2 separate regions of the Homo sapiens genome follow, and region 2 is linked to region 1. Evidence: chromatin loops called from intact Hi-C (ENCODE). Cell type or tissue: heart right ventricle. All regions are shown on one strand. Links, peaks and the distances in the headings refer to the core of each region. The heading gives the core; the rest is flanking DNA.

What was found. A loop is a pair of places that touch in the nucleus more often than their neighbours do. Peaks named below come from ENCODE experiments on the same cell type or tissue, not always from the same donor. Only the 100,000 strongest peaks of a DNase experiment are listed, where the experiment ranks them.
Region 2: it touches region 1 in a loop (2.4-fold over the local background); 14 of 110 quality-filtered maps call a loop at or near these places.

The regions. Positions count from the first base shown.
Region 1 is chr11:60,168,087-60,172,487 of GRCh38, reverse strand. It overlaps a transcript of MS4A6A not described here. Among named protein-coding and RNA genes, the nearest start is that of LINC02705, 5.9 kb to the right of the region's middle. RefSeq lists an enhancer at 2,876-4,075. In heart right ventricle, for the core only: a CTCF peak has its summit at 2,735; a DNase peak (open chromatin) is centred at 3,039; H3K27ac peaks cover 713 bases.
Region 2 is chr11:60,241,087-60,245,487 of GRCh38, reverse strand. MS4A4E (membrane spanning 4-domains A4E) reads left to right here and starts at 2,351. Exons shown (of 9, transcript NM_001393391.1): 1 at 2,351-2,530. In heart right ventricle, for the core only: no CTCF peak of the experiment used is centred there; a DNase peak (open chromatin) is centred at 2,499; H3K27me3 peaks cover 566 bases.

The DNA.
Region 1 (4,401 bases), core at 298-4,297:
ACTTATGGCTTTATTTAACTGAATTAAAAAGCCTTGATTTATCCAAAATTGTATTATAGAGTGTAGAATGAATACTAGGGTGATAAATTGCAATTATTTGAAGAACCTGGTGATATGCTCTACTTATCTTGGATTAGCTAAGAATTCTATGTATACAGTTGGAAAAATGGCATATATACATCTATCTTGAACCTGATTGAAGTCTGAAGACCTAACATATTTTGTTTCTTCTAGAGTGTACTTTTCCTGCCTCACAGTTACATTGGTAATTCTGGCATGTCCTCAAAAATGACTCATGACTGTGGATATGAAGAACTATTGACTTCTTAAGAAAAAAGGGAGAAATATTAATCAGAAAGTTGATTCTTATGATAATATGGAAAAGTTAACCATTATAGAAAAGCAAAGCTTGAGTTTCCTAAATGTAAGCTTTTAAAGTAATGAACATTAAAAAAAACCATTATTTCACTGTCATTTAAGATATGTGTTCATTGGGGATCTCTTGATTTGCCTGACATTGACTTCAGCAAAAGCACGGGGCTGTAAATTACCATTTACTAGATTAGCCAAATAGTCTGAATTTCCAGAAAACAAGGCAGAATGATCATTCCCAGAAACATTTCCCAGAAAATGTTTCCCAGAAAACTAGACAGAATGATCATTCAATGGATCACAGTGAAGCAAAGGACACAACTTTTTATTGTACCCCTTAATTGTCAACAGGAGTTAACTGATTTGTTGTGGTGCTCAGACTTTTTTATACAGGTGCTAGTGTTTTATCCTATGTATTTTAACTCATTAGTGCATAAAGGCAAGCCCCATATAATGAAGTCTCAGGGTATATGAAAGTAGCTGGCTTCAAAATAAAATTTTTGAGTGCATATTTTGTTTTAACACTCGTTTTGTTGTTTTTTCCCTTAAACACAGAATAAGTCAACAATGACAGACATAAACCCAAATTGGAACTCCATTTTCTCCCCATCAAATATTCAAACAAAACTAATGAGCAAACAAAAGCTAACCAGGAATACTCATTTTTTATGAAGCATCGACCAGTTCATACTTATTTTCTTATTGCAAGAAAGACCAATTGTTTGTGTATAAATATTAAGTTTCAGCATGTGTGTACACACACACACGTAGAAAAGTATTTCAATTTTACATGAGCTCCATTTCATTGAAAGAACTGGTCATGTTTCCCTTGCTTTTACCCACTGTAGCAGGGGTCATACCCACTGTATCAGATATCCTGATACTCAGCTTTTCTGCTGTTTTCTTTTCCAGGCTGAAACTGGACTGTCAGATTCTTTGATTTTAGCTTTATCTTCAAACTCTCGTTCATTATGTCTTCTCCCTGTCCATTGCACCCCCCACTGACACACACCATTTCTTTTATTTATTTACCTACTGTGGACATTCAACTTTTATTGACGCTTATTGGATACCAGACACTATGTCAAATAAGAGAAACAGAGATGACAGTGAAATTAGGGATATATACAGGGCACTAACTATTATTTGAACACAGAATAAAGCATACCTTCTTCTGCCTAAAAGAATGTAGGGGATAAACAGGTGTGTGTGTGTGTGTGTTTGTGTGTGTGTATGTGTATGTGTGAGAGAGAGTCCTTCTTTTGAAAATCCACATCCCCCATATCAATCACATGGTGCCACCTTCTGCCACAGGAGAGGACTATGACTCAGAGTCCACAATTGGTGTATTCATCTACTGTACTCACACTCCAGCTTTGTTCCTCACCCCCTGCCACCATGTCTTCACCACCACCACAGCACTCTGGATACCAGAAGTCTTACTGATTACCCAGTCAAACTTCTGGTCTTCAAAGTTCCCCCCGGGTCTCTCTTCAGCTTTGACTTGTTTATCAGAGAAGGCATCCAGCCCTTTAGGCAACACTCAAAGCCACTTTTTATCCTAGGCTCAACCTCACTGCCATGTCATCCACTGATATCTTTTCTTTCAAGTAGCAATGCCCCTTCAGCCCAAGTCAAGTGAGAATGATGCCTACCTTGAGATAGAAGATGTATTGAGATAACCTTTGTAAAGCAGTTACCAATATAGCTGACACATGAAAGATGCTCAGTGAACTCGAGTTTTATTGTGTGTTTACTTCCCTTTGCTTTCACTTCCATAGTCCAACTTTCCTTCCCCTTCCACTTCCACCCTCTATGTCTAAAATTAACTTCAACCCCAATACATCGCTGGGATTTGGAACCTGATTATACTCATGAAATCTTTCATTTCTTCAAGAAAGTCTGGGCCAGGCACAGTGGCTCTTGCCTGTAACCCCAGCACTTTGGGCGGTTGAGGCGGGCAGATTGCTTGAGTTCAGGAGTTTGAGACAAGCCTGGAGACCATGACCAAACCCTATCTCTATAAAAAAAAAAAAAAAAAATTAGCCAGGTGTGGTGACACATGCCTGTAGTCCCAGCTACTCAAGAGGCTGAGGCAGGAAAATCACCTGAAACTGAGAGGTTGAGGCTCATTGAGCCATGATCTTGCCACTGCACTCTAGCTTGGTGGACAGAGCAAGACCTTGAAAAAACAAAAAAAAAGGAAAGAGAGGAAAAAAAAGAGAGAAAGAAAGTTGTAGAATGCTCTAAATAGGATGACTCAGACTGTGTAGGAAACATGTTTTCTCTTCCCTTTGCAGGAGAAAGATTTTAGAATTATTGGCCTTTCCCAATTTCTGCACAGTTGACTCTACTGACACCTTATGGTGATAACGAGGAACAACTTTTCTCCCAAGAGAAATAGAAAAAGGCAAAACAAGGTATCTGGAATTCACTGGAGGTATCTAACTTGACCACAGGAAATCACACTTGCTACCTTTGTCCTTTACAGTGTCTCCACATGTCATCAGTGAGGGGAAACTATGCATTTTTCAAAAGTTATTTATTATTGTAAGGAAAGTGGCTGTGCTTCAGTCAGGAGTAGGCCAAGGTAAACATCCGGTATGGTATGACACAGCGGGTTTGGAGCGCAGGTGCACAACCCCATGCATTATGTAACCATTTACTATAATCTGTTTGTGTGAGCTCATACCTGGCTTTGAGCCACTCTGTCTGTGAGTAATATAACTGCACTGCTGACTCTGTAGGACAGGAGAGAGAATAAAGCCACGTTCCAACTGCCTACAATCCAAGTGTTCTTTCAGCTACCCACCACGTGTCCACCAGCTCCCTTCAGAACCCAGCTCAGGTTGGAACCTGTCAATTGGCATAGTCAGTAGGATCCCAAGATGAGTGAGCCCTTGGCCTCAATGATCCCAGGTCAGCCATGTGGCCCCAGCATGTGTTGTGGTACCTGATGGTAGCTGTGCTGCTAGGATGGGCCTTGGTGGAAACATGGGTGGTGGTGGACAGGTCTCCTGTGAGCATGGAGAAGGCACTGAAGTACCTGTAAGCACAGAGCAATGAGAGGACAATACCTTTGCTGGCATAGTTCAATGGGCGTTTTTGACTGTACTACGGTAAGTGCACACTCAGTCCCTGCAGGATGCAGCAAAGGTAGGGGACCTCCAGGCACAAACAGAAACCCAGAGGCCCAGACACACAGCTTGGAATGAGAATTAGAGTCTGCCATTAGTGTGGGCTTGGGCCCACCATCCCAGTCAGAGACTCCTGCTCAGTCTGATACTGAGGAAGAAGAACATCAGTTGCGAGTTTGCCCAGTGGTCCATCAGAAAATAGAGCAGGAACAGTCATTGGGGCCCCAGGGTTGGGCTTGGGGACCCCCTACCATGACAGAGCACATGTCTTACAGTGCCTATACCCCAATTATATTGTGGGAATTAGATAAACAGTGTCAGCAGTGCTTGGGGGAACCCCTACCTGCCTCGATGCCTCATCTTTGGGATGAGGGAGCCAACAGCATCGTCTGCTCTGCCTCTGAAATGGAGAAGTTGGCTTCCATTATGACTCATCCCTCCCTCCGTCAGTGATTGCAGGTGAGCAGGTGGTTAGCACAGGGCAAGGCGACCACACCCTAATTGAATGGCTGATGGTGGCCATTTGAACGATATGGAAAGATGCCAAAGAAATACCAGAAACTGTGAGTAAATGGCAGTCGTATCTAGATTTAGTGCATGTAATTTGGGAGATGGGTGTGTGGCAGGCTGTTCCATCTGACTACCCAAGGGCCAAATGATGAACACTTTACCTCCCACATGAGGGACTTTGTGTTGGGCTCTGTGCCCCTGAGTGCCTTTGGTTCCCTGGCCACTGTCCTCACTCTATGTGGGGTGCTGCATACATAAGGTGACTACTTCCATGGCGGCCCTCAGGGAAGCAGAGGGCTGTAGGTGAGACCAGAGAGTCTGTGCCATAAAAAAGGGGAAAGTTTCCCTACTCCAGGGGGCTACCTCTTGGGACAAAATGCAT
Region 2 (4,401 bases), core at 112-4,111, 73 kb before region 1:
TTGTGAATGGAAGCTTAGACCTTAATTCTTGTCTCTTTCCTGTTTTTTACTCAGAGCTGGCACTCACATTCTATATACTTGTCTAGAGCAGAACCCTAAAACAGTTTTTTGGTTTGGTTTTTTGCTCATAAAACAGTTCTCATATTTTGGTTTGGGGATAAACTACCTTGTTAGGTGATGCCTGTGTGAGGGACAGAGGAACAACTGACCCCGCTTTTCCAATATAATTTTAAAAATTAATTAACAACTGCTCTGGGCTCTGACCTACTCTGCTGCTTGTTGTTTTGTCACTGAACTTGAGCTCTTTTTTATTTGCTTTTATTTGTATAGTAGTTAGTTTTGTCCTATGCTTATTTAGAGGTAGGGTGATTCTATTTATGTTTCTCTGTCAAATTTCAATTTTATTGTTCTTTATATCACCATAAATCCTCAATCACTTGTCTGCTAAGAATAACACTAATAATATCTCACTTCACACTATATGGAAGAGGAGGTAAGATTGACATCTGTTCTTAGTCTAGAATTTCAACCTCTCTTATAAAGTCATGAAACTCTGTACCTTTGTCTTCTGTAATGCCACATTTTCCTAGTTTGCCTGTTATCTTCTTTAATCTCTTTTTGCCATCCTCTGGAAACCCTTATTTCTGATAATACTGTTTCTATTCTCTAGCAAAAAGGGTCTGATTTTTTCTGCCTCCTCCCACAAGCCTGGGTAACCTCATCCCTCTGGGTGAAGAGCTGTTGGGTTTACCTCTACAGCCATGTTCTCATTCCCTAGCTCCTGCCAGTTATCCAACTTTTGTGAACCTTATTTGAAGGTGCCCACACAATTCAAATTAAATATGCTCCAAGTCTTACTCTTTGTTCCTGCAGTTCTGTCTTGGTCCATGTCTATTGCCTTACTGAATGGCTCTATCATTCATTCAGTTTCCTAACCCAGAATCTGAGCGCCATCCTTTCCTGTTTTCTCTCCTGATTTACACATCCATTATATCAACAAGTACTGTCATTTCTCGTTCCTAAACATCTTTCAAATCCATTCATTCTCTCCAACTTCACTAGCATCATAGGTAGTTCAGTAACCATCATCCCTTCCCTAGAGAACTGCCTCTTTCTTAACCCTAACTCCCTGATTTCAGTATTATTTATTCCTATTGTTGCTTTACATGAAAACCAGGACAATATTTCTGAAATATAACCCATTTAATTCTGAGAATTAAAATAATTTCAGATTATAGACAACAAAGTTTTTGGGATTAGGCAAAACTGGATTTCAATCTCATCTATACCAGCTATATGAATATCTCTGAGTTTCAGTTCCATCTTCTGGAAAATGGGAATAATAATGTTACCTAGCTCCATCCTTCTTCCATTTGTGTGTCTTTTGCTTATTCATCAGGTCTCCAATTAGATGTCCCTTTATCTAGGAAGTCTCCTCTGCCTACCTACCCAACGTTGAGTTCTTTGATCCTCCTATGAGCTCTCTCAGGATATCCAATTTTACCTTGCAGATCACTGATTATAATGGGTTGTAATGATTTATTTATTCATCAGCATTGCCACTTTACCTTGCAGGTAACTGATTATAATGGGTGATTTATTTACTTGTCTATATTGTCAAGTAGCCTATAAAATCCTTGAGCGAAAATCATTTTTCACCATTTTATCTGAAGCACATGGCACACTGCTTGGCTTATAGTAGCTTTTCTCTAAGAAAATGCTGAGTGAATGAAAATTGCATGCCACTTTGCTTTCCTCCATGTAAAGAAGGCATTATTTTATTTTACCAATGAATCAGGTTCAGGGGATTAACAAGGTCATACAAGAAATGATTGCCATTGGGTTTGTCTTAGTCAAAGACCAGCTTGTTCTATGATACCAGCTGCTTCTTTGACTTAGAAAGGTGTTGTATTAATTATTGCTGTACAACCAACTTGTTCCCATTTTGTGGCTATTCATGTTGAACCTCCAAAGGTGAAATATCATGAAAATAAGATATTTAAGTTGTGTATATTAAGGCACAATTACTTTTTCACCAACCTAATACAATAGTAACAGTAGTTCTCTGGGAAGAAGAGTACTGTGGAAATGTGTGAAATTGTGAAAGGGGGCATTTATAAATTACCATTTACTTAGTTGTGTATATAACAATCTTTGAGCAGAGTCTGGCAAACAGAAAATCCTCCACCACTGATACCCACAGTAATTAGCACTATTATTTTCATAGGAAAGACTGTATCAGGCAGCCACTGCTTTTTCAGCAAATTTCAAAATAAACGTCCACACCCATATTGGGAACGCAAAATCAGTTAATGCTTCCGATAAAAAAGAGGAACTAGTTGTGTGTCTCAGAAGTTCTCAACACATCCTTTAAGGTTCCAAACATCTACTAGAAAAGGAGTGCAGATTTAAACTGAGTGAGGTGTGGAGTGGGGGAAGCTGACTGTGTCTGGAACAAAGAACTTTGAGGAACTTGCCCAGAGCCCTGCACTCATCAGACCTGCAGCAGACATTGCAGGCCTGAAGAAAGGTAGGTCCAGGGACTTGCCTTCCTAGGCTCTCGGACTGATAGTTTGTTTCATTTCCTGGGTTTAGGATTTCTGGGAGTGGAGTGAGAAAAAAAAATGAGGTCACTTCCCATGACCCAAGCTGGTAGTCAGGGTTGGGGTGGATTGAGTGCACATTTAAATATGCATTTGGTGAGGGTTGTGGGTGGTTGAGGAACAGTCTTCGCTACAGTTGATGGGAGTTAGAAAAGCCTCCTAAAGGCTGACACTGGAGGCTGGATGAAGTTGTTTTAGTTACTTTTGTTCCGTAAGTTCTCAGGATACCAAAACACTGTAAGCAACATTTTAAACTTTGATTAATTACCTCATCTACTGTTAATGCACTTCTTCCATGGTCTTTATTCTTTGTCTCTGACTGGTTATTTTTATAATTCAAGACTTAAGAAAAGATCTAGCACGTGCAGAATTTGGTGTACATGGAGTAGGGCACAGGCAGGGTCCCCAGCCTTGTACATTTAGATGGGCTGTGGCCTGACGTAGTTCTCCAGTGGTCTTTGGCACTATTCATGTGGCACCCAGGCAGTAAACTGAGGCTGCTCATGATAAAATCTGCAAATGAAAAACATCTTGTAGACTTTTAGCATTCTTAGGATAAGAAAGAAGCTTGTAAGTAGTCGTAGTCATTGTAATCTTTCCCCAGATGAAGTAAATGAAATCCAGAAAAGGGAAATAATGTACCTAGAATCACACAAGTTAACAAAAGGGCTAGGAGCAAAAAACCCAGAATTCTTGGTTCCTAGCCCAGGCCTTTCCCCCTTTTCCCTTCCCATGCCACCATTTCTGCATCCCCATCATCCTCCTAAAAACCATCCAGATTCAGGCCTCATTTTGGGTTTCTAGTCTATTTGATAACTCTGCCAAGAAAAAGGGGATGACCGTGTATACCACTCTCCTCATGCTCTCTTGTGTTGTGACCCATAAGGGGGATGGTGACATAAAAATGAGGAAACAAGAGACTGCTGGTGCTGCTGATCCACAAGGAGACTGGGGCCAATAGAAGAGGGAAGGGTGGTCTAGGTTACCCCACCTCTTTATCCGGGGTGGGGAGGAGGGGCGGGGAAGACATTGTAGTTGTCAAGAACCTGATGCATATAGGTGATGTGGCAAAACCAAGGTTTAGATTCTTCTCCAACCTGAAAGAAATGTCCCTCCCTCATATGTATCCAATATTCTCTGCAGTTAAAAAATATATATTTTGATTGTAGAGAAGTGGAGTCTTGTAAACACACGCTTTCTTTCCTTGGGGACCTTATCTACCCTAGATAATTAACACATGGATTTCTGTGGTGTAAAGATAGGAGGCAGTTATATAAATTTATGTCAAGAATGTCTTATAAAGACAGAGCACCAGCCTTGAATGACCAGAACCTGACCTATGTTACCAAAGAATTATGGAAAATCATAAGAGTCAATTATAAGCCTTAATTTGATATAATGGCTCGGCCCTCAGGAAGCTTACAGCCTTACCCGAGAGGCACTAAACACAGAGGGAGAACTACCAAGTGTGTTTGATAAGACAGACCCAACATGTCCTAAATTCTCAGTCTGAAGGTGTGCGTGAGAGATTGAGGCCGAGTTTCCCTTACATTAAAGAATAGGCCGGGTGCGGTGGCTCACGCCTGTAATTCCAGCACTTTGGGAGGCCCAGGTGGGTGGATCACGAGGTCAGAGGATCGAGACCATCCTGGCTAACACGGTGAAATCCCTTCTCTACTAAAAATACAAAAAAATTAGCCAGGCGTGGTGGCAGGCGCCGGTAGCCCCAGCTACTCTGGAGGCTGAGGCAGGAGAATGGCGTGAACCCGGGAGGCGGAGCTTGCAGTGAGCCGAGATT